4 separate regions of the Homo sapiens genome follow, and regions 2, 3 and 4 are each linked to region 1. The links are chromatin contacts, found by Hi-C or POLR2A ChIA-PET in ENCODE. All regions are on one chromosome and are shown on one strand. The core of a region is the stretch at or near the end of the contact, and the rest is flanking DNA. Distances in the headings are between cores, read along the strand shown. Region 1 holds the start of RRAGC (Ras related GTP binding C). Region 2 holds the start of OSCP1 (organic solute carrier partner 1). Region 3 has its middle 17 kb from the start of CITED4. Region 4 holds the start of STK40 (serine/threonine kinase 40).

Region 1 (5,855 bases), core at 2,537-5,036:
TTCCCCAACCACAGAAAAATACTATCCTAATTATCATCAATATTCAAACATTCAAATATACTATACTACTAAATAACTCTTCAATTGTCTCAAGATAAAAAAATTCAATTACCAAGTTAATGCTTGTAATTTTTAATATTAATTTAAGAAAGAAAAAAATGATATGAACATTTTTTCCCAACATAATTTTTTTAAGTAATCCCAGCTCTGCCATTTATTCAGTGTGTCACTTTAAGCAAGCTGCTTAAACTCTGATCTCAGTTTTCTCATCTGTAAGATCAGAATTACAATACCTACCTAACAATATTGTGAAGCTTAAATTAATTAGGTCCTGTACGTGAAGGCACCCTCTGTAGAGCCTATCACTCAGAAAGCATTCTTAACTAATGCTTAAGCTTATAAAAAGTAAGCTTCTTAAAGGATAGGGACTTGCCCCATTCATCTCACTGACTGCCACATGCTAGGCCCTCCATAAATGTTTGTTGAGCTAAACTCAATTTTGACAATTAAGTAAACTATTCACTCTAATATCTACTGACTCAGTTCTCATATTCCTCTTTATGTTATGGGATGGGATATTTTCAGGGAATAACATCACTATTATTATAAAATTATTATAAAATATGGCAACCAATAAAAGTGGAAAGCCAATGTTAGCTGCTCATCAACTAGGACTCAAGGATGTAAACCATATCTCCTAATCATCTGATATTCTGTACCTGCACAATGCATGTCTGCTCCCAAAGCACTCTGCAACTGCATCTCTTACACTGTTAGGGAATCTACTGCCAAAGAGATAAGCTGCAACCACATGACAAAGAAGATAAACAACTTTCCTTTGTTTCTACATCTTTTTCCCACCAGGAAAGAGGAGTAAACACATTACTGACTACCTGTGCGTCAATGACGTATATCAATGCTCCTGTTCCCCTGAAGATCATCTCATAGTCAAAGGTTGGGTCAAAAAAGTCCATTTGCCCAGGAAAATCCCATATCTGGAAATTCACAAAGGAGCTATTGGAAATGTCATCCTTATAAATCTTGTTGGTACTTTCCAAAAAGAGGGTCTCGTTGGGTGACATCTTATGAAACACCACCTGTTAAAAGAAAACAGGCAATTTTATGACTATTAAACTTCAGAATTTAAATTTAAAATTCCACCCTGGTTTAACATTTAAACATTTGATCCCACAAAAAAAAATTTTTTTTGAAAAGTAGAAACTGAATGGTGAATCCATTGGTATTCACTATCCCTTTATTTTTGACAAAAGAAGACACCAAATTAATTTCCATTAAATCTATTTTGGAGCTAAATCTTTTCTCCTATGTTCTATGCACCATACTCAGTACTAATAGTAGCAATCTCTATCACCTCCATTAGTTTTTCTGGGGGAAAGCTAACATTAATTCTACCAAAATCTGCTTTAAGATTATAAAAGTCTTACAGCTAAAGCTTAAGAAGTCTGGTTTATTCAAAAATTACTTGAATGCCTACCTCAGGCTCTGAGGAGTAATTTAAAAAGTGAAACAGACTGGACTCTGCCCTCACTGACTTTGCAGTCTAAGAAGGGCAGTAACTATACCAAGTAGAAAGTGAAAACGTCCAGGGGGAGGCCACGGGGACTGACAGGGAAAAGATAGCTCTCATGAGAAAAGAAACGTAAAGGCAATTGTTAAGAGTCACAATAATCGGCCCGGGTGCGGTGGCTCACGCCTTCAATCCCAGCACTTTAGGCGGCCGAGGCGGGCGGATCACTTGAGGTCAGGAGTTCGAGACCAGCCTGACCAATATGGTGAAACCCCATCCCCACTAAAAATACCAAAATTAGTCGGGCGTGGTGGTGCACGCCTGTAGTCCCAGCTACTTGGGAAGCTGAGGCAGGAGAATCACTTGAACCCAGGAGGTGGAGGCTGCAGTGAGTGAAGATCACACCACTGCCCTCCAGCCTGGGCGATGAGCAAGACTCCATAACAAACAAACAAAAAAAAAAGGATCACAATAATCACAACCTACACAGTTCTAACATAAAACTACTTTGCCTCTTACTGTCTAGAAGAGAAAAGTGAACAATTACTCTCAAGGTTTTCTCAGTAACAAATGTGAATAACTGAAATTAGTTTACTAAAAACCTACAGTCAACGTACCCAAGTTTTGCTGTAGAGGTGAAAATCAAGGTAAATAAAACACAGTACTCCAGCAAACCTGGAAGAACGCTGCTTTTTAAAAAGATCCCATCTACAAAATATCACAGATTCAGAAAGAAAAAAAAATCACAGATTTATTTTGGATAGGCCTTTGCAACAGAGTGGAGAGGTGAAAAGACCAGGTGCCTGCTGATACTAGTTTTATTACCAGCTCACTCCGCGTATAATGGGTTTGGCTGATGGAGGAAGTCAACCTTGCCTCTATTTAACCCTCACTAAACAGTGTAGGCCAGCGTGGTGACTCACACCTGTAATCCCAGCACTTTGGGAGGCCAAGGCGGATGATCACTTGAGGTCAGCAGTTCGAGATGACCCTGGCCAACATGGTGAAACCCCGTCTCTACTAAAAATACAATAATTAGCCGGGCGTGGTGGCGCGCGCCTGTAATCCCAGCTATTCGGGAGGCTGAGGCGGGAGAATTACTTGAACCAGGGAGGTGGAGGTTGCAGTGAGCCGAGATTGCACCACTGCATTCTCCAGCCTGGGCGACAGAGCGAGAGACTCCGTCTCAAAAACATAAACAAACAAACGTGTACAGCCCTCCATTTGTTCATGAAGGCCCAAAAGTGAAAACAAACAGACTAGGTCTGCAAAATATTCTCAAAGTCTCAGATTTTTAAAAACACACCCCTACAGGGGGAACAGCACCAGTAATTACATTCACCAGGCCACAACTACTGAAATGGGTGCAATCTCACTACCCAATTCCCAGTAATGCTACAGCGAAGTCTCCTTCACATCAGTAGCGAGAATTACAACGCCCAGTGTCTTAGTCACAACTCTTCCTGACGCTGCTCCCTGGGGCTCTGCTGGGAATCCCGAAACACTCAGGTCACCTGAAGTGAGAACAAATCAAAACGGGCCAGGGGAGGGAGTCCACGAAGTTCTCCAAGTGAGAACTGGAGAGTACGTCTCAGTTTCGTAAATGACACAGGAGCTGGGTCCCAGGGGGCGGAGGTCTTGGGCGGTGCCACCGGGCACCTGCCTCCCGGCAACCAGTTTCGCCTTCAGCGCTCCACTTGGCTTCAGCTGACTTGGGCGTGGACACAGAGGTCGGGGTCCCCGCGCGGGCCGCGCCTGTGCGCTCGCAAGAGTGGAAGAGAAAGTGCGGAGGGACGGAGCGCAGGCGGGCCCCGGCCGCCGCCCTCCCGGGCGTCCCCGCTACCGGCCACCTGAGAACCGGGGAGGGGGCGGGGGACTGGGCGCAGCCCTGCTCACCTTCTGGATGGAGGACTTGCCGCTGCGCCGGAGTCCCATGAGCAGAATCCTCGGCTTGGAGCTGTCAGCGCCCCCCGGACCACAGCCACCGCCTGCCCCTGCCCCAACCCCTCCGCCCGCCGCCGCCGCCTCCTCTTCCTCCTCCTCCACGCCGTAGCCGAAGTCCTTTGGAAACGAATCGGCCGCGCCGTAACTGCCGGCGAGGGGCGTCTCCTCCGCCCCGTACTGCAGGGACATGGTGCTGGAGCCGCCGCCGCCCGCGCCCTGACAGGCCAGGCCAGGCCGAGCCAGGCCGCCGCCTCCCCAGTCCGCCTCCGCCGCCGCCGCCACCACCGCCACCGCCCCCGGCAGCCGCCACAGTCCGGCCCGCCCCCCGGAGCCCGGCTCTCATAGGCCCCGAGCCGAAGCCCAGCCGCTTATTGGCCGCCCGAGCTGCTACTCGAGAGCAGCAGGGTAGGTGGTGCCCCGTCACGTGCCGGAATCACCTGACTCAGAGCCGCGGAGGGGGGAGGAGGAGTCACGAGGAGGGCGGCCCGGCCGCGCCTCTAGCCCCGGCTCGGGCCCTCAGCCCTCCGCCCCGGCCCGCATACAACGCTGTCTGCACCGCTCCCCTGCCTTCTTCCGGGCTCCCAGAGCACCGCTATGGAGATGCTCTCCCGGCATTTGAGGAAGAATTGATTGTCCTCATCCTGCAACTGTACTTGCCCAACCGATATTTATTGATGCCTGCAGTGTCCTGGGTGCCTACCAAGGGGCACAGAACTGGATCCGACGCAGACCCTGCCTGCCTTCAGGTTGCTTGAAGATGAACAGAGAGATCGGACCTCTGCGTAAGTAACCTCGCTACGAAATATTATGTGGGAAGGTCACGGATAAATAATGCTCGGGAGTTGAATGAGAAAGCGTCTGAGCAGATCTAGGTGGATGGATAGATTGGGATGTGCAAAGGTATGGGGGAGCCAGCCACACTGAGGGCAAACCTCAACCAAGGCAGAGTCATGGGTCACCGTGATAGTTTGTTCTAGCAGGTAGCTGGACCCTGATGGGAAAGCAGATGCAGCCAAGCTAGAACATCTTATCTTCTTTCTTCAGTAAGTCGCCGATAGTGGATACTGCTGCCACTTCAAACCCAACGGGACTCAATTTGCCCTCCTTCCCGCCTTGTCAAAGTCTACTCTAGGAATTCCATCCCCCATAGAACACTGCCTCTTCTATGACCTCGTTCAGATTAGAGACCAAAGTATTGAATAATGAAAGCAAACAAAAGCAAATGCTTGTCACCAAATATGTCCGAGAAATCTAGAGGAATTTTTATTTTTGATAATCAGGCTCTAGAACTGGAAGTTTGAGAAGAGGATCCTCTTAAAGCACAGCCCTATACACTTTTTAAAGTACAGGAGTGGGGGTGCTCCCAGCCCTCCAAGGAGACTGACTTCTTGATTATGAAGGAAAAATTCGCACATGCGGGCAGGTCTGGGACTTTGGTTTTGTCTGAACCCAGAAGTTAGAGGTAGGATACACCCTTAGAGGTCATCTAGCCCAACCTCTCACCTAAAACGAACCAACTCTATAGTGTCTAATAGACATGCAGAATGCACTTAAATAGTTCGAAGGTAAAAGAGCTCACCATCTCGAAAGGCAGCCAACTCCACTGTGGTAAACCTTTGTTTAAAAATTGTTAAAGCCGGCCGCGCGGTGGCTCACGCTTGTAATCCCAGCACTTTGGGAGGCAGAGGCGGGCGGATCATGAGGTCAGGAGATCGAGACCATCCTGGCTAACATGGTGAAACCCCATCTCTACTTAAAAAAATACAAAAAATTAGCCGGGCGTGGTGGCGGGCGCCTGTAGTCCCAGCTACTCGGGAGGCTGAGGCAGGAGAATGGCTTGAACCCAGGAGGCGGAGCTTGCAGTGAGCCGAGATCGCGCCACCGCACTCCAGCCTTGGCGACAGAGCGAGACTCCGTCTCAAAAAAAAAAAAAAGTCTTAAAGCCAAACCACACTCCCTGAAGCCTATAATAGAATAAAATAGGAATAGTCTTCACCTTTTTCATGACAGCCCTTCAAATACCAGATTGCAGTATTCATTACCCACTAAGTCTTCTCTGTTCCTTGCTGAACATCCTCAGTTTCAACCATTCCTATCGTGCTGTTCAATACAACTGATATACATGATAGACATGTTCTTTATCTGCACTGTCAAACATGTAGCCGCTAGTCCTATGAGGAATAAGCACTTGAATTGTTGCTAGTGTAACTGAGGAATTTTTTTTTTTTTTTTTTTTTTTTTTTTTGAGATGGAGTCTCGCTCTGTCGCCAGGCTGGAGTGCAGTGGCGCGATCTCAGCTCACTGCAACCTCTACCTCCCGGGTTCAAGCGATTCTCCTGCCTCAGCCTCCTGAGTAGCTGGGACTACAGGTGCCCACCACCAC
Region 2 (5,893 bases), core at 3,372-5,871, 2.4 Mb before region 1:
TCAGCCTCCCGAGTAGCTGGGATTACAGGCACCTGCCATCATGCCGGCTAATTTTTTATTTTTAGTAGAGACGGGGTTTCTCCATGTTGGCCAGGCTGGTCTTGAACTCCTGACCTCAGGTGATCTGCCCACCTTGGCCTCCCAAAGTGCTGGGATTACAGGTGTGAGCCATCACACCCGGCCTGGCATTTATTTTTTATTTGTTTATTCTGAGAGGGAGACTTGCTTTGTCGCCCAGGCTAGAGTGCAGTGGCGTGATCTCAGCTCACTGCAACCTCTGCCTCCCGGGTTCAAGCGATTCTCCTGCCTCAGCCTCCTGAGTCGCTGGGATTACAGGCGCCTGCCACCACAACAGGGTAATTTTTGTATTTTTTGTAGAGATGGGTTTTCACCATGTTGGCCAGGCTGGTCTCGAACTCCTGACCTCAGGTGATCCACCCACCTCGGCGTCCCAAAATGCTGGGAATATAGGCGTGAGCCACTGCGCCCGGCCCCTGCAGCATTTATTTAACTGGTGGTATAGTGTGATAGACTTGTGGGAATTCAAGGAGGTGGAGTTTTAATCCCCTTGCAGGTGTGTTTGGGGAATAGTGGTGCTGCAAGGGGGTCATCTCTGAAGGACAGTGACTCTCGCTGATAAAATGGAACTGGCAGATGCTCCCGAAGGCAGGCAGGCTGAACGCCAGCAGGGGTCTCTGTAGTGCTGTGTGCTCCCCTACTCCTTTCCTCCTGAGAATACAGGGAAGAGAAACACCCTCTTTTTCTATTATTTCTCCAGATGACTTATTTGTGACAACTCCACTTTAGTTCTGTTTTGAGTGGGGGCAGGCCCAAGGCTATTCAGAGCTAGTCGTTAAACTGGAACTAGAAAAATAAAACCAGAGTCTCACTGCCCTTTGGTTGCTTGTGCTACACTGTGATTGGCATGTCTTGGAAAAATCACTTTGTGGCCACATGCCTCAGTTTCCTCTCCTGTAAAATGAGGAATGTAAGCAAAAGATAATAAGGTCTTATTTATAAATATTTTTAAGAGGCAAAGGTAGCTTTTATTATTCTCGCCATTGCTTTAAACAGGAGACAACATTCAATATGCAACACTCGATAGTTGCCTCATAGAGAGAGCACTTCCTTTCTGTTGAATGCTAAACTAGAGGCTGCGTTGTGGGGGAAGCTGCAACATCTGCCTTGGCCTTGTGGGAACAGGGATGGCCTCCAGGAGACCAATTAGTCGTATAAGATAATGAAAACATCTAGAAGAAATATGATTTCCACTCAAAGCTTCGAAGAGGACTAGTTTACCAAGTCTAGTGTTTTATAGGCTCCTGTGTACAGGGATCTGTTACAGGGGCTCTCGCTCCTGTGGCCACAACAACTTTAAATGGTGGAATAGGTGGAAGACATGAGTATTTCTCAGCCCGTTGAATCCTATGCTCTCTACCCTGTTTTCTCACTCTATCTTCTACAGATCTCCAACAGCCAACTATTTTGTCATTTATTTGATAAAATCAGTGGGTATATTGGATATATATTTTTCAGACTCCTCCCTCTCCTCCTGACCTACCAACCCCCACTAAGATTCTGATATAGTCCCCAAGGTATGGCAGCAGAGTATAGTGGTTATAGTAAGGGGACTAAGTGGTTATAGTAAGGGGACATTGGCTGAGTATGAGGACATTGGTTATATGAGGGGACATTGGTTATAGTAAGGGGACATTGGCTGAGTATGAACTTTGGAGCCTGATGCCTTGGGCTCAAATCCTTTACTTTTCCTCCTACCAGCCATGTAACTCTGGGCAAATTAGTCTTAGTTTCTCCATCTGTAAAATGGGGATAGTAATATTACCTATGTGTTACAATAGTTGGGAGGATTAAGGTGTTTAAGAGGAGCCCTTGGTACAAAGTAAGTGCTTGATTTTTCATTGTTTTATTGTTGATTGCTGTCACTAGAATCAGTTACTGGAGTGGACTGATCAATAGCCCTACCTCCAGTGAATGTCCAGAAGGGCTGCATCAGGCTCCATATAGTATCTCACATAGTGTTTGACACTCAGTCAAAATCTGTGGAATGAATGAGTGTGCGAATGTAAATTACTAAAGATGGCCGAAACTCCCAAAACCATATTTAGCAAAAGCAGAAAAAAGGCTATAACTCCTAAAGGTAAAGCTGTCCTCTAGTATTCCAAGGGCCTTGTCCAGACCTCCTCTTGAAAGATACCTATTACTCATTGTGTTAAACATATTAAATACATTATTTCATTCAATCCTTACAACTTTGCTTTAACATATATGTATTATTACCATTTTATGGAGAAACAGGTTTATAGAGGTTACACCCAAAGGGCATGCAATTAGTTAAATGGTAAAGCTGGAATTGGGATCCAGGTCTGTAAGACTCTAGAGAGTATGTTCTTAATTGCTAATTTACACTATCTTCCAAGATGCAGACTACCTACCAGTCTGAGGACTCCAGCATGTCACCTCATTGGTGCCACTAGCCTGAATGAAATCAGATCACACAGGCACCAAGGAAAACAGAACCCTCTCAAAGGAAAAATGACAATGCTATATAAAACTGCCAATTTAGATAATCAGTTCAAAAAACATTTTGTGATCACTAATTTATTCTGGTCTAGGAATTATGGTAGGTGCTGGAGTACAAAGATGAATAAGACAATCAAGCGGGAGATAGACATATACACAGATCATTTCAGTATAGCATGGCCAGTGGTAAGGTACTGAGGAGCAGGCATGGGGTGCTATGGGAGCACAGGCTGCTATGAGAGCATGCACAGGCCCTTTCTGCATATGGGGAGGATTCCTGAAGGAGATGATTCTTAAGCCGAATAATGCAGGATTGAAGGGGAAGAATGTAGGGATGGGAATTACTAGCACAGAAATACGAACAAACATGGTTTAAGCGGAGATCTATGAGCAGTTTGGTATTATTGGGAAACAGGAGGCAGGCAGTGGTGGAAGAAGGGACTGCAGAGGAAGACAGAGATCAGATAAGGAAGGGCCCTGAAATGGCCTGTGCAAGGACTTGGTCTTAACCCAGATGGCAGTGGAAAGCTGACAAAGGGTTTTAGGCAGGGGCAAGTTTGGACAGATACACATTTTAGAAAGCTCATTGGCGGCAATGTGCAGAATGAATGGAGGGGGTATGTTATAGGGAGTTATTTTTAGCTCTTTATGCATGGACTTGCACTCAGTCACACACACACAATAGTTAATATCTGAATATGTATGCTTAGCATCTGAATATGTATGTTGAACATCAATTGAGCATACAAAGATTAATGGAGAGAATGTTTTAATTGGCGGCCATGTCAATTGCCTTTTCAACTTTTCCTCCTCCACTTTGAAATATAATATTTCCTTCATACTTAATCCTAGGAAATTTGGTATAAGCAAGTTGTTTGCCGAGAAGGGAGGAAAAGAGGAAAAGGAACAGAGTGGCAGAGTGTTCTGAGTCGTCATTTTTCTGGGGATTAGTGTGGTGTCCATGGGAGGCAGATTTTGCATTTTCGAAGCTCTCATATAATTATTTTCACAATTGTATTCCCCTCCAACACTTGTGAGGAGATTTATAACTTTCTTATTTTTTTCATATTTATCTATATTATTTTAGAACACCAAATTTCTAGAAATACTTCTGAGATGAGTAAGACCAATCTCCAGCTTATGTGGGAAGATACTACCATAAAGAAATTAAGAATCTGAACCTGGGCTGGACGCGGTGGCTCACGCCTATAATCCCAGCACTTTGGGAGGCCGAGGGGGGCAGATCGTTTGAGTCCAGGAATTGAAGACCAGCCTGGGAAACATGGTGAAACCCCATCTCTACTAAAAATACAAAAATTAGCTGGGTGTGGTGGTGCATGCCTGTAATCCCAGCTACTTGGGAGGCTGAGGCACGAGAATCGCTGGAACCCAGGAGGCAGAGGTTGCAGTGAGCCGAGATCGTGCCACACACTCCAGCCTGGGCGACAGAGCGAGACCCTGTCTCAAAAAAAAAAAAAAAAAAAAAAAAAAAAAAAAATCAGAACCTGTTCCTTGGGGGTAAAGAGGATGCTTGGACTAGCAAGGGGTATGATACTAGATGGTGGGCAGCTGGGACTCCTACATTTGGAAGGCACTGATTGACAAGAGAGACTGGGAAATCACCTCTCCCATTTGAAGAGATGGGGAAATTAGGGAGGTCAGGCACCCTAGTGTCCACTGGGAGTATTAAGTTCCTCTGCTGTGAAAAAAGCTTTTGGGGGGATTTGACTCCCGAGGGGCTCCAAATGGATGTGGCTTGTAAGAAAGGTCCCTGGTTATAAGAGTGAAGTGTGTAGGGGTGCGGGTCTGGCTGTGGGTGTTAGGGCGATGATGAGAGGGCCGGGCTGCTGGCTGCGGGTCTGGCTGAGCGGGCCGGGGGCCTCTCACCTTTGCGGGCCTTGTCTCCCGGGATGTTCTGGGCCCGCAGCCGTTGGTCGAGGATGTAAAGCATCTCCCCGCCCAAGTTCAAGAAGAGCAGCGGTAGCGTCCGCACCGACATGGTGCTGGAAACGAGCTGGACTGGTGAAGAGCCCCGGGGTTCGGTAGCCAGTGGCCTGAAGGCCAGGCCGCAGCGTCCCAATAGTCCGGTTGCTGGGGCAACGCCGTGACGGGAAGAGCGAGCCAATCAGAAGGCGGTTTGGTGGGAGGTGCCCTGAAGACGGGAGCTAATTGGTCTGGGTGGTGGACCGTCCCGGGGGGATTGGTCCGAGCCAGAGGCCGGCGCGGCGTTGGGCGCGGCTGGGGAGCTGTGCTTCTGAGAGTAGGTTTCCCTCGAAAGGGCGAGGGCCGGGCCAGGGCTGGGGGTGGTCTCGACACAGCCAGCCCGGCGCTTGGGACCCCGGCCGCTGGCGCGGGGCCTCAGGTTCCTATAACAGAGGAAAGCCCAGGCAGAACGGCATTAGAGCAGGCTCGGGTCAGACGGACCTGGGTTGGAATCACGGCTCGTGATTTCTTGCTGTGTGACTTCGGGCAGGGTTTGAGCCTTGGCTTCCTCTTACGTAACATGGAGCTGGCACTCACATCACAGGGCGGCTGAGAGGAATCAGTCAGATCATGGAAAGGCCCCGAAAGCACTCAATAAAAATGGTAACTGACTTTTCTTTTAGACGAGGGAAGGATCAGAAGTCCTGAGTCGTTTGCATCGCCTCCCAAAAGTTTACTTGAAGTGAAGCCCCTCCTGGTTTCATACTCCATGAAGCAAACCAGTCCCGTCCGTCCCCGTGTGTCCAGTTCCCAGAGGATGCGCCTGGGGGCTCTGGGAAGTTCCCTCCTCGACGCTGTTCCGAAGGCCTCCCAACCATTTCTTTTTTCTTTTTTTTTTTTTTTTGAGACGGATTTTGCCCTTGTCGCTCAGGCTGGAGTGCAGTGGCGCCATCTCGGCTCATTGCAACTTCCGCCTTCAGGGTTCAAGCGATTCTCCTGCCTCAGCCTCCCGAGTAGCTGGGATTACAGGCGCCCGCCACCATGCCCGGCTAATTTTTGTATTTTTAGTAGAGACGGGGTTTCACCATGTTGGCCAGGCTGGTCTGGAACTCCTGACCTCAGGTGATCTGCCCGCCTGGGCCTCCCAAAGTGCTGAGATTACAGGCGTGAGCTATCACGCCCGGCCCCAACCATTTCTCTTTGAGGGCAGCGACTCCCTTCCTTACCTCCATCTTAAGCTCCAGGATTACTTTTTGCCATCTGCTGTATATTTTTACTCTGATGAACAACCATTTCTGTAAATTTCAGTACTTCCAAAACCTACTAATTATCTTTCCCTCCAGCTACTCAAACTTGAAACTTGGGCCTTGGCTTCCAAATCTGTTTCCCAGGGTCTTTTATCAGTCATCATATTATGCTTTTTCCTCCA
Region 3 (6,315 bases), core at 3,485-5,984, 2.0 Mb after region 1:
CATAGGACCTGGAACATGGCAGACAGTCAGTAAGTGCTGGGTCACCTTCAGGCCACCCTGGACCATCCAGCTCTAGCTAAGCCATCAGCTGACTACAACTACATGAATGAACCCAGGAGATAAGAGCAGAAGAATCACCTAGCTGAGCCCAGCCAAACTGCAGCATATAGTATCATGAGCTAATAAACAATTCCTGCTTTAAGCCCTAAGCCCTAACAATTTGAAGTCCTTGTTACACAGCAAATACTGTTGCAAACAATGACGTTTTAAGAAGAGCTGGGATCGAGCTGGTATTTAGGAGCAACTGAAACCAGGACTCTCTTGTTCTGTCTCATGTCTTTCCTATTTTCTGCACGTTATCTTCCCTCTCTTTCATAGCACATTGATTTTCTTCATGGTGCAGAGAAAAAGGTTGAGTTTTATAGCTTGCATCTTCAAGATAATGGAGAAAAACTGATTCTGTTTTCTGCATCTCAGATCTAAAAATCCCTGGGAAAAGACTCATTGGCCCAGCTTAGGTCAAGCCTCCCCTTGGACCAATCAACTGGTAATGGAGTAGGGAGGGCACTCCATCACAACACACACGTTAGATGACATATGAGCAAAACTATCCCAGGCACTGTTTTAAGGCTTAACATGTGTTAACTGACTTCATCCTCATAATACAACAATCCCATCAGAGCTATTATTGTCTCTGTTTTGAAGTGAGGAAACTGAAAACAAGCCACAGAGAGGTGAAGTAACTTGCCCAAGACTACACAGCTAAAAAGAGGTGCAGCCAGGACTTACACCACAGCTATCTGACTCCAGAATCCACCCACTTAATGACCACAGTGGTCTGCCTCTCATATTGAGTTCCTGGGGGGTTCCAATAGATTGAGGGGTGGGCAGGATGGAGGCACTCCAAGGAAATATCTGGAATGCTAACTCAGAGAAGGTAAGCCTCTGGGGGCCCTTGATCTCACTGTCTTCAGGCCTCTAAATGACTCTCACTAGGCAATGGCAGTGGAAGGTTCTGGATCACCTCAGAAAACAAATCTAGGATCAGTGGGTGGACACCACTGGAAAGTGGGTTTCAATTCGATGGTAGGAATTTCTTCAGAGTCAGGGATATTAGTGCTCAAAGTCACACAACAAGCTGAACTGGGGTTTAAACTTATGCCTGAAGGAGTGCTGAGGCTTTGCTGTTAACCACTGTGCCCCATCTTCGTTTCCTTCTCAAAATGAGGAAAAGAATATTGGTGGAGGTGAGGCAGGGAGACACAGGGCCTACATCTACCCACATTTCATTAAAGGCCTGCTGTTTCCCAGCAGATGGAGGCTGCTTATGTGATCATCTCCAGTTACCCCGTGGGTTTGCCCCGCCCCCTTGGCTGGTGTGTAAATTCCCTGTGGGGAGAGTCATGTGCCCTCTTAAATGCCCAGTCTTATGCTGTCCTGGCTGGGGCCTGTGGGATGGGGGAGCTGGGAGGACGCTTCCTGTAGTTCCTCAGGTGCCTCCCAGCATGGCTTAGACTTTGGGGGCAGGGTTGGACCAGGCAGGAAGGGGCAGCTGGGGGTTTCCTCTGGGTGCGACAGCCTGGCTCTTGCTGGGCTGGAAGCCAAGCCTGGGAAGGAATTTCCCAGTCCTGTCTGAATTCTGTTTTCTCTTTTTATTTTATTTTTTTAGAGACAGAGTCTCCCTCTGTCACCCAGGCTGGAGTGCAGTGATGCGGTCATAGCTCACTATAACCTCAAACTTTTGGGCTCAAGTGACTCTCACCCCTTAGTCTCAAGAGTGGCTGGGACTACAGGAGAGTGCCCCCATGCCCTGCTAATTATTATTTTTATTTTTATATTTTTTGTAGTGACGAGGGTCTCACTTTGTTGCCCAGGCTAGACTCAAACTCCTGGCCTCAAGTGATCCCTCCACCATAGCTTCCCAAAACCCTGGGATTAGAGACAAACCTGAGCCACTGTGCCTGGCCTGAATTCTGTTTTCTTTGTGGAGGGAGGGAGAATAGTGTGAGAAGATGAATCCTGTTCCTCACCTCCCCAGCAACTAGCCTTAAGGTAGAAGAGGAGAATTGGGGTAGTCTTTATTTGGGAGGAGGAAGCAGCACTTTCTCATAAGGCATCAGGGTTTGGTGCTTCTCTGCTAGGAAAAGAATAATACTCTCACACCCCCAAAGCTAATAGGTGCCCAGGGAAGTCTTGGCTTAGTTGGGTGACCGTGCTGAGAAATAGAAATATAAATGTGGGCCAGACGCAGTGGCTCACGCTTGTAATCCTAGCACTTTCCGATGCCGAGGCAGGCGGATCTTAAGCCCAGGAGTTCGAGACCAGCCTGGACAATATAGCGAAACCCTATCTCTAGTAAAAAACCAAAACAAAACAAAAAAACAAAAATTAGCTGGGTGTGGTGGTACATGCCTGTAATCCCAGCTACTCAGGTCACTGAGGGATGAGAATCATTTGAACCTGGGAGGCGGAGGTTGCAGTGAGTCGAAAGTATACCATTGCACTCCAGCCTAGGCTGTGTCTCAGAAAGAAAGAAAGAAAGAGAGAGAGAGAGAGAGAAGGAAGGAAGGAAGAAAGAAAGAAAGAAAGAAAGGAAAGAAGGAAGGAAGGAAGGAAGGAAGAAAGAAAGAAAAAGAAAGAAAGAAAAAAGAAAAGAAGGAGGGAAAGGGAGGGAGGGAAGGAAGGAAGGAAGGAGAAAAAAATATAAATGTGAGTCATATATTAAATTGGGAATGTTCTAGTAGCCACACTTAAGAAAGTAAAGAGAAACAAGTGAAATAATTTTAATAAATTTTATTTAACCCAGTATGTCCAAAATAATATCATTGAAACCTGTAATTAATATAAAAATGATTAATGAGGGATTTCACAGTTTTTGTACTAGATCTTTGAAATTCAACGTGTATTTTTTACTTACATCACAATTTTTTTTTTTGAGATGGAGTTTCGCTCTTGTTGCCCTGGCTGGAGTGCAGTGGTGTGATCTTGGCTCACTACAACCTCCGCCTCCTGAGTTCAAGTGATTCTGCTGCCTCAGCCTCCCAAGTAGTGGGATTACCATGCCTGGCTAATTTTGTGTTTTTTAGTAGAGACGGGGTTTCACCGTGTTGGCCAGACTGGTCTCGAACTCCTGACCTCAGGTAATCTGTCCGCCTTGGCCTCCCAAAGTTCTGGAATTACAGGCATGTGTCACCGCACCCGGCCTTATACCACAGTTTTGATTAGCCACATACCAACGGCTCAGTAGCCACATGTGGCTCATGGCTATCATATTGGACAGAACCATTTCAGATCACAGATTCTGGAAATGAAGATCCAGAAATCTCAGCATTTCTGCATCCTAAGATTGCTTCTGGAAGGACTTTAAGGTCATCTGGTCAAGCCCCTCACACACAAGGAAATGACTTCTCGAGGAGACCCACTGCTCCTAGCAAAGTTGATGTCCTCACATGTGCATCCCAGTCTGGGAAACTCCCCCATTCCAGCAGCCTCCTGCCAATGGAGATGGGCTGCTCACAGCCAGCCTCAGGGCATAAAACAGGGGCAAGAGGTGAGGCAGGAAGACACTGGAAGGACGTAGAATGGACCCTACCCTGGCAGACTTCCTCTCCTCTGTCACCTTCTCCCTTTCTGGAGGGAATGTCACCGCCTGGGCACAGAGCGGGCAGGAATTCTTTTGTTAACTTCCCAAACTGGAACATAGACTCAGGCCCACCCCTTCCCTTCTGATTCTCCTTTCTCCATATTCATGGCTGCCAACAATGAGCTAGACCCTGCAAGCTACAAAGATAAGAGGCAGAGGCCCTGGGAAGGAGAAACTTTGCTCAGACTTCATGGGGGAAGGAACAGTTAATTCTGCCCGGGGACCCAGGGCAGGCCTCCCTGCTGGAGGAGGTGTCTGAACAAAAGGAGCAGTGGGGTGGGGAGGCTGGGGGTGGGGTGGGGGATGTTAGTGATGATGAGGGACAGCAGCTGAAGGGAAAGGGCATCCAGGAAGAGGGTGACAGTCCAAGAAAGGGGCAGTATGAGGGAGCTGGTCTCCTATTTTCTCAGGGGCCATGGCCACTGCTGCTCTTTCTCCTCCCAGAAGTTGCCTTGACTTCCCCTATAAGAAAGGGAAAGGAGATTCCTTTTTTTTTTTTTTTTTTTTAAAGAGACAAGGTGTCCCTTTGTTGTGCAGGCTGGTGTCAAACTCCTGGCTTCAAGAGATTCTCCTGCCTCTTCCTCCCAAATTGCTGGGACTACAGGCTTGAGCCACTGTACCTGGCCAGAGAGTCCGTTTAAGAAGAAAATCTGTCTGCTTCACCTGAGTTCCTAAAAAGACCAGCACATGGTGGATAGCCAATGAAGGCTTGTTAGTGAATAGAGGAGAGGGCAGAGAGCAGATGAAGGGTCTATTAGGCTGAGACTAGGCCAGCTGGGGCACAGAGTGCATGATAGGTGGAGGGGCAAGAAGGGGACTGGTGTGTTCTGAGCATCTGGTTTGTCTCCACATCTTCAGAATCTTATTCACTCCCCCAATAGTGAGAGGTAGGTGGTATTGCTCCCATTCTACAGAGGAGGAAAATGAGGTTCAGTGACCATCTGGGATTACGGCTCGTTCTGTCTGATTTCAAAAGCCCATCTTTCTAGGTGCTTTCTGGCATGTCCTCACCTGGTTATTGCCAAGAACTCAGCAGTGACCAAGTTCTTGGTAGGCACCCACGCCTTTGAATTCCTGGTGAAGTGGAGGGTTCCTGGAAAGGCCTTCGGAAACAGAAGGCCACTACCAGGCTTGGTGATCACCCAGCCACATTCCTCTCCACCCCCAGGTAAGGACAGGAGGCAGTTCTGAGAGGTAAAGCGGCTTGCTCACATGGGGAGTGGGTGGCTGGAGGTGGGATTGACCACCCTGCCCCTGGGCACTGACTCATGGCAGCTGCTGTGGGAAAGCCACTTCCAGCCTTGGCTTTCCCAGCCAGGCAATGGCCAGGATTGCTTTGCCGAATCTGCCTGGGCCTGGAGCCAGGGAACTGGGAAAAAGCTGAGCACAGCATATTGCCAGGGTACCTCACCCTCTCCCTGCTCCCAGTGACAACAGCTTGCATGGGGCATACCTCCCCGTGTGCAGGAGCCTTTCCAGTTTCCAGAGGGATCAGGCCAGGCCCGGGCCCTGATGCTCCTCAAATCCCCAGTACCCAGCACAGGCAGGGTGACCCACCATCCTGGTGTGCTGAGGACTGTCTTAGTTTCAGCATGTCCTGCATCTTGGGAACTCCTCAGTCCTGGGCAAACCTGGATGGTTGGTCTCCCTAGCCCTGCACCAAATTCATAGTTGGCACTGAAGAAATGTTCTAAGTAGGCCAGGTGTGGTGGCTCATGCCTGTAATCCCGGGACTTTGGGAGGCCGAGGTAGGAGGATTGCTTGAGCCCAGGAGTTTGAGATCAGCCTGGGCAACATAGGGAGACCCCATCTCTACAAAAAATAAAAAGATTAGCCAGGTACGATAGTGCGTGGCTACAGTTCCAGCTATTCAGGAGACTGAGCCAGGAGGATCACTTGAACCCGGGAGGTCGAGGCTGTAGAAAGCTGTGATTGCACCACTGCACTCCAGCCTGGGCAACAGACTGACTCTGCCTTAAAAAAAAAAAAAAAAAAGAGAAAGAAAAGAAAAAAAAAAAAAGAAAGGAAAAGAAATGTTCCCAGTAAATGAAGGAAATTAGCAAACTAAAGAACAACAAATGGGCAACAGTGCTGTGAGGGAAACAGAACAAGGACTGCTGAGCTCATTTTGTAGCTGAGGAACTGAGGCCTGAAGAGTTTAAAAGTTCAGGCTCCCCATCTCTATCTTATGCCTTTCCTCCGCACCAGATCTCGAAACTGTTCCCTGATAATTTTGAGCTGGTCCCTGGGGTGAGAAGCAGCTGGGCCAAAGAGAAGGCATTCAGTGGCTCTGTGCCTAAGCTTAGGCAGAAAGGACACTGAGAGATGGGGAGGAGGGGGGGCTGCTCTACTTTTTTTTTTTTTTTGAGACGGAGTCTCGCTTTGTCGCCCAGGCTGGAGTGCAGTGGCACGATCTCGGCTCACTGCAACCTCTGCCTCCCAGGTTCACGCCATTCTCCCACCTCAGTCTCCTGAGTAGCTGGGACTACAGGCGCCCACCACCACACCCAGCTAATTTTTTTGTATTTTTAGTAGAGACGGGGTTTCACCATGTTAACTAGGATGGTCTAGATCTCCTGACCTCGTGATCTGCCCGTCTCGGCCTCCCAAAGTGCTGGGATTACAGGCGTGAGCCACAGCGCCCAGCTGGGGGGCTGCTCTATTTCAACTGC
Region 4 (6,431 bases), core at 3,932-6,431, 2.5 Mb before region 1:
TCCCTGGTTAAATCTGGGCAGAGGAAAGGTGAAGGAAGGAAAGCTGCCCTTCTCCCAGGTGCTGATTCAGGCGAAAGCAAAGGGAAGCCTGGCCCAAGTCCAGACAGGGGTCTACAAGACCTTCCAACTGATCCTCTCCCGAGAGGGTGTGCCCAGGGTTTACTGAACGAAGCTGGCAGATTTCACTGGCCATTATCTTCTCCTTGAGCCATCCCTATCTCTGCACTATCATTCACTCTGTCACCCAAACCAAGGACCTCAAGGTTACCTGTCACCATTCCTCCTCCCTCTGGCATCACTTCCAAACACTCCCAGAGTCCAGTTGATTTCCCCCCAAACAGCTCATCTCTGCTCTTCTTCTCAACCCTATTGCCTCTGCCCTGATCCAAGCCCCTCTCAGCCCTTGCTGGGATTACTGCAACAGCCTCCTATGGGGACTCCAACCTCTCCCCAACCCACTCCATCCTCCAAAGCAGATGCAGGTCTAATGGTATGTTTCCTCCACTTAATGCAAGGCATCCATCACCAACAGAATACAAAATTCAAGCATCTGCGCCCTAGTGCCTGCCTACCTCTCAGGCACATCCTGCAGTCAGTCCCTTCACACTCTGGGCTAGAACTCCTGTGGTTCCTAAAGTGCCACACAAATTACCACATATCCGTGCTTGTGCCAGGCTGCTCCCCCTGCCTGGAGGGCTTCATAGACCCCCAGAAAACTCTATTCATTCTTCACGATCCAATTCAAGTTCTTTTTTTGAGACAGGGTCTCACTCTGTTGTCCAGGCTCGAGTGCAGTGGTGTGATTACAGCTTACTGGGAGTTGGGAACTCCCAGGTTCAAGTGATCCTCCCACTTCAGCCTTCCAAGTAGCTGGAACTACAGGTACATGCCACCACGCTTAACTAATTTTTTTCTTTTTTAATTTTTGTAGAGATGGGGTCCCACTATGTTGGCCAGGCTGGTCTTCAATTTCTGGGCTCAAGCGATCCTCCTGCCTCGGCCTCCCAAAGTGTTGGGATTACAGGTGTGAGCTGCTGTGCCCAGTCCCAGTTCAAGTTCTAAGGGCTCTCTGAAGTTCTCCCCAGTCTCCTCCTCATCCTAGAGCTCGATCACTTCTTCCACTGGGTTCCCCCACATGCTATAGACTTCTGTGAGAGACTTGCCAAACTGTGCACATGTTAACTGGTTAGGAGCCTGCCCCTAGATCACAACCTCCTCCATGGTAGGGCCTGCCTCTCCATCCTCCTCCTGCCCCCAGGACCCAGCAGAGCCCCAGCCACACATGGGAGCTCATGTATGTGGAATCAGGGCTCTGTATTTTGAGCTACCACACTCATCAGTGTGTGTGATGCCTCTTGATGCTGCTTATTCAGGTACCAGACTAGGGTTGCTAGCAGGGACACACAGAGAAGAAATTCTAAATACATTTACTCCCATGTATACTTTTTTTTTTTTGAGACAGGGTCTCACTGTGTCACCTAAACTGGAATGCAGTGGTGCAATCTCGGCTCACTGCACCCTTGATCTCCTGGGCTCAAGAGATCCTTCCACCTCAGCCTCCCTAGTAGCTGGGACTACAGGTGCGTATGACCATGCCCAGCTAATTTTTGTATTTTTTGTAGAGACGGGTTTCGCCATGTTGCCCAGACTGGTCTTGAACTCCTAGGCTCAAGCGATCTGCCCATCTCGGCCTCCCAAAGTGCAGGGATTACAGGCGTTAGCCACCGCGCCTGGCCAACCCATGTATACTTTAAAGTACTATTTTTTTCTCAGCAGTCCTACTTCTATTTTTAAAAATAGTTCTTTTAAAGAGCCAAACTGAATCATCTGCATGGCTCCCATACAGACTGGGTAAACTCCCCTTAGATTTTCTTTTCAGAAAGAATAAAATAAAACTCTGTGATCTTGTGATCCCTCAGGACACTTCTGACAGCTCAATGGGACATAGTTCTAGTTGCCATGAATTGCTGCAACTAATTCCTAAAAGTTCTTTCCTGTAGCCTGTAATAAGAGCTAACATTTACTACTCAGTGTCTGTTAAGTACTCATCCTGTAACATCTTACTTACTCCTCACAACTGCCCTATTACGAAGGTACTCTTATTGTCCCCATTTTACAGATGAGAAAGCTGTGGTGGAGAGAATAAGTAATCCCTAGTGACCAGCAGGGATAGAAGTAGAACACAGATCTGTCTGATGGCAGAGCCAAATAAGCTTTTTTTTTGAGACAGAGTTTCGCTCTTGTTGCCCAGGCTGGAGTGCAATGATGCAATTTTGGTTCACCGCAACCTCCGCCTCCCAGGTTCAAGAGATTCTCCTGTCTCAGCCTCCTGAGTAGCTGGGATTACAAGCATGCACCACCACGTCCGGCTAATTTTGTATTTTTAGTAGAGAAGGGGTTTCTCCATGTTAGACTGGTCTTGAACTCCTGACCTCAGGTGATCTGCCCACTTCGGCCTCCTAAAGTGCTGGGATTACAGGCGTGAGCCATCATACCCGGCCTCAAATAACCTCTTAACTATTACAATCTACTGCCTTCCCCAAAGGTCAGATTAAAAGCACAAGTTAGCAAACACAGCACCCTTTACAACTGGCCTTCTGAGAGGGCAGTCTTATCTCTCCAGCTGCTCAAGCAACCTACAATCCCAGGAAGAGAGGGGCACATGTGCCAGGCACTTCTGCGCCAGGCAGAGAAGCCCAGGCCAATGCAGGAGCTTGCCATCTGGCACTGGTTGCACATGGTGCTTCCTCAGCAAAGATCCATCGCCCCAGCACCAACTCTCCTCTCTCAGAAGCCTAGGTTTGTCTCCGAAGAGTTCTCCAGCCCTTCAGTCGCTCCTGTCCTCCTCCTTCCCTCCTCTACTGGGACTCCAGTGAAATCTTTCTAAAATATGTAACCAATCATGTCATTCCTCTGCTTCAGACCTTTTCACTTGCTCCCGGCTGCCCTGGGCATGATATCTCAAATTGCTAATATGGCATTCTTTCATGAACCTATACTGCTTCACTTGCACCATATCAACTTCCATACCACTAGATTGAACAATCTGAGATTTCTGGAATAAACTATGAGTTTATTTGTCTATCTCGCTCTCAAAGTATTCATTCTCACCTGGCTAAGCCTCCCCTCCTCTCCTTTTAGACTCAGCTCCAGCATCACTTCTGCCAAGCCTTTTCATGGCACACTCCCGTCCCCACCCCACCCCCAAGGCTGAGCTCACAGCTTTCTCCCTTTCTCCACTGGGCTCCCACAGTACTCTCTTGCTGCTGCTATTAGCTTCTTCTTCTTCTTTTTTTTTTTTTTTTGAGACAGAGTCTCACTCTGTTACTCAGGCTGGAGTGCACTGGCTTGATCTCGGCTCACTGCAACCTCTGCCTCATAGGTTCAAGCAATTCTCCTGCCTCAGCCTCCCGAGTAGCTGGGATTACAGGCCTGTGCCACCATGCCCAGCTAATTTTTCTATTTTCAGTAGAGATGGGGTTTCACCATGTTAGCCAGGCTGGTCTCGAACTCCTGACCTCAGGTGATCCGCCCGCCTCGGCTTCCCAAAGTGTTGGGATTACAGGCATGAGCCACGGCGCCCAGCCACTACTAGCTTCTTTAGACCACATTTCAACCATTTGTTTACAGGTCAATTTCCCTTAATTAGACTGTATGCTCCTTGAAATAAAAATAGATAACATTTATTGAATTCTTATTACGTGGCAAACATGGTTGTATGTTTTACATGTTAACTTTTTACTCTTCATAATATCTCTCTCTGTTATCATCCTTGTTTTATAGACGAAGACACTGAGGCACAGGGAGACTAAGCAATGTGCCCAGGTACACACAGCTGGAAAGTTGCTGAGCCAGAATTTGAACTCAGGAAGTCTGGCTCCAAAGCCTACTCTTAACCACTATGCTGTCTAGCACTTGCCTCTAGGCAAGGACTCTTGTTGTGGTCATGTGAGAAATGAATGAATGAATGAATGAGGACTGTCTAGATTAACCCAACCAACAACTTGCACAGCACGGCCATTAGGAAGCACTAAAGGAGCTCACAGGCACTGTTTACAAACAAGATTATTTTGGCCCTACAATTACACATTCTGCTCTTCCTTATCTCACGCAAAACTACTCAAAGAGGGAAAGGCGCCCAGCCCAGTATGCCTACCCTCTTCCCCACTGGTTCTCAAAACCAAAGCAAAGCCAACCGGTTTCCTCCAGTGACTTAAAACAGAGCAAAGTCTATCCTGCCACACAGAGGGCGGCTGTCATCTCTTCCTTCCGCTAACAAAAGGGCTTCAAACCTGGGGATTGGGGTGGGCAGAAAACTCGGCATCAGGAATCCGAATGTCCCTACCTAACTGGCTGGAAGGCGGGGCCAAGTGGCGTGGGAATGGGCGGGCCTGACCGGCTCGGCAGGTGAAACACTGACCACAGCAAGCTCTCCTTGGAAAAGGCCGGCCAAACGTGGCCTTGGCAAGCAGGTAGCTGTGACTCGTACCTGAACGCCGCCCGGGATATGAAAATTCCCCAGCAGCGGTAGCGCCCGTGCCAGAGTGAGGGCTCTTGGAGGAAGCCCTGGCTGGCCCTCCCTGGGGACTCGTTCTAACTATCAAGTCACCCTCGGGATTAGGAGGGAAACACGGAGAGGCAGAAGGTGTCTTTTTGGAAAGATCTGGCTGGATTCACACGCCGGTTGCTTCACTCACTGGCTGGGTGACTCTAGGCAAAGCTGGCAGTGCCCACTTCCCAGAGCTGCGGCGGGGACTGAAGCTCCCGCGGCCTCCCGGTACCCGGCGCGAGGCAGCCCTCGCCCCTGCCGCCGGGGAAGGGCAGAGCCCCAGCGGAGGAGGGGGCATTCGCCGGGGCCATTTCTGCTGCACTCAGATGGCTTCAGGCTGTCACTCCGATTCCACCGCCGCGGCCGCCGGGGCCCGCCCCGCCTACCCGCAACCCCCACCCGGCTCCCCGCTCCTGGACCCCTGCCCTCACCTTCGCCGGGTGGTCAGAGCTATTCGCCCATAGTCCGTAGCCCAGAGCCGGGGCTGCTCGGCTCTCCCTCCCGGGGGGCCGGGGCCGGGCTGGAGGCGTGCGAGCCTCTCACCGCCGCCTCCCAGCGCAGCCACCCGAGCCGCCGCCGCCGCCGCCGCCGCCTCCCTCCATGGCTGCGGCGCCGCCACCTGACAACGGAAGTGACGCACCGCCCCCCTCCTCCCCAGCCTTAGCCGCGGCCCCGCCCCCCCGGGCCCCGCCCTCCGCCTGCGTCTCCAGCCCCACGGCTTTCGGATTGGGGCGCCATCTTGACGATGGGCGGAAGACTTCAGGCAAGAGGCCAGAGTCCGATTGAGGATTGGTTCAGGGTGGGGTCTGGGCGAAACCTGTTACACGATTGGAGGCCGAGGCTCTAATGGGGCGGTACTTACTGCTGATCTATATCTGCGGCGAGGCTGGGACGGAGGCACCGCCCCGCCCGACCCCACAGAACCTCGCGGGCCCTACACTCCCCCTGCCGAGGTTGAAGTCCCCAGCGGTTGGAAGATCGGCCAATTGTAGTGTATTTATCAGAAAAGTGACTCATCCTTGATCCTCATTTCCCGGTTTGTGGAACTCTGTGAGGAAAGCCCTGCAGTTAGGCTCAATAAAAGACAGAAATTCCTGTCGCAGCGCTCATAATTCATTTCCCTCTAGGTCTGTCGCCTTTGTAGAAACCCCGAGGATGGCAACCTTCAACCTGGAGATCCCTGAAGCCTTGACCAGGGAGGTTTACAGTGAAGCGTTCCTATTAGCGACTACAGCTATCTAACCTCAGTTCCTCCTGCTGCAGTTTCGGTCCCTTTCTCCTCCTCCTCCAGCAACCACGCCCTCCATGAATCAGCTTCTTGCACCAGCAGATGAGCCCTTTAAAGGGATTGCATCAGGCAAGTGACTCACTGGGGCCCTCTAAGAGCCTGGCTTCCCTCCCTTGGCATGCAGAAGCAGCTAGAAGGGCTCAGTGGCAGCAGCACCAGCGGCCGTAGCCCCACTCCCTTGTCCCAGAGGTGTGAGTCAGGGTGTTTGCTGCTTATGATGTCTAACTCTTGGCTGTCTTTCCAGCTGTCCCCTGGGTCACTCTATATCCATGTGTGGGCACACGTGTCTAAGCTTGTGTGCACTGCTGGGTTTTCCTAGGGTGTGTGGCCACTTGTGTGTATGTGCATTTGTCATCTCCACATAGGCAGTGCCAGGACACAAGAGCTGATATGAGTGAAGTCTGGCTGCCTCTACCTGTGTCCTTTGTCTCTGAATGCCTGGTGCCCACTGAGCTGCTGATAGGGCTGACTAACAAGAGTAATCAGGACAGCTCCCACCGTTGTGCCACACTCTGCATGGAGCACTTGAGACAGTATTAGGTAGGAGGCTGTTTACAGCTGAGGAAGCCAGTGCTCAGAGAAGGAAATTAATGT

What was found. A loop is a pair of places that touch in the nucleus more often than their neighbours do. ChIA-PET counts read pairs that join two places held with the same protein, here RNA polymerase II (POLR2A). Pooled maps may share reads with other maps.
Region 2: a pooled map shows a loop between it and region 1 (6-fold over the local background). The contact joins the promoter of OSCP1 here to the promoter of RRAGC in region 1. A Hi-C loop is called at or near these places in 1 of 168 maps with a recorded cell type or tissue (naive thymus-derived CD4-positive, alpha-beta T cell) and 7 of 50 pooled maps. POLR2A ChIA-PET finds 5 or more read pairs at or near these places in 1 of 52 experiments (T-cell).
Region 3: a map of sciatic nerve shows a loop between it and region 1 (30-fold over the local background). The contact joins the enhancer-like site here to the promoter of RRAGC in region 1. A Hi-C loop is called at or near these places in 1 of 168 maps with a recorded cell type or tissue (sciatic nerve). POLR2A ChIA-PET finds 5 or more read pairs at or near these places in 1 of 52 experiments (activated CD4-positive, alpha-beta T cell).
Region 4: a pooled map shows a loop between it and region 1 (10-fold over the local background). The contact joins the promoter of STK40 here to the promoter of RRAGC in region 1. A Hi-C loop is called at or near these places in 1 of 168 maps with a recorded cell type or tissue (breast epithelium) and 5 of 50 pooled maps. POLR2A ChIA-PET finds 5 or more read pairs at or near these places in 1 of 52 experiments (activated B cell).

The regions. Positions count from the first base shown.
Region 1 is chr1:38,855,986-38,861,840 of GRCh38, forward strand. RRAGC (Ras related GTP binding C) reads right to left here and starts at 3,787. Exons shown (of 7, transcript NM_022157.4): 1 at 3,425-3,787; 2 at 894-1,097. The coding sequence starts at 3,661. It overlaps RRAGC-DT (RRAGC divergent transcript), which reads left to right and starts at 3,908. Exons shown (of 2, transcript NR_186075.1): 1 at 3,908-4,254. RefSeq lists a silencer at 3,317-4,076 and an enhancer at 3,712-4,006.
Region 2 is chr1:36,445,830-36,451,722 of GRCh38, forward strand. It overlaps OSCP1 (organic solute carrier partner 1), which reads right to left and starts at 4,622. Exons shown (of 10, transcript NM_145047.5): 1 at 4,429-4,622. The coding sequence starts at 4,540. It overlaps LOC107984940 (a long non-coding RNA gene), which reads left to right. Exons shown (of 3, transcript XR_001737976.2): 3 at 3,629-3,736. RefSeq lists an enhancer at 539-833 and a silencer at 4,748-5,017.
Region 3 is chr1:40,876,462-40,882,776 of GRCh38, forward strand. No RefSeq gene overlaps it. Among named protein-coding and RNA genes, the nearest start is that of CITED4, 17 kb to the left of the region's middle. RefSeq lists enhancers at 1-61, 4,946-5,445 and a silencer at 10-181. Within about 2 kb of position 4,735, at least 2 of the 41 ENCODE cell types and tissues checked have a DNase peak (open chromatin) inside an H3K27ac peak, as active enhancers do.
Region 4 is chr1:36,380,743-36,387,173 of GRCh38, forward strand. STK40 (serine/threonine kinase 40) reads right to left here and starts at 5,182. Exons shown (of 11, transcript NM_001282547.2): 1 at 4,981-5,182. It overlaps LOC124904012 (a long non-coding RNA gene), which reads left to right and starts at 5,449. Exons shown (of 2, transcript XR_007065779.1): 1 at 5,449-5,585; 2 at 5,677-6,431. RefSeq lists silencers at 4,340-4,389, 4,690-4,759, 4,910-5,289 and enhancers at 5,496-6,431, 5,520-5,629, 5,660-6,029.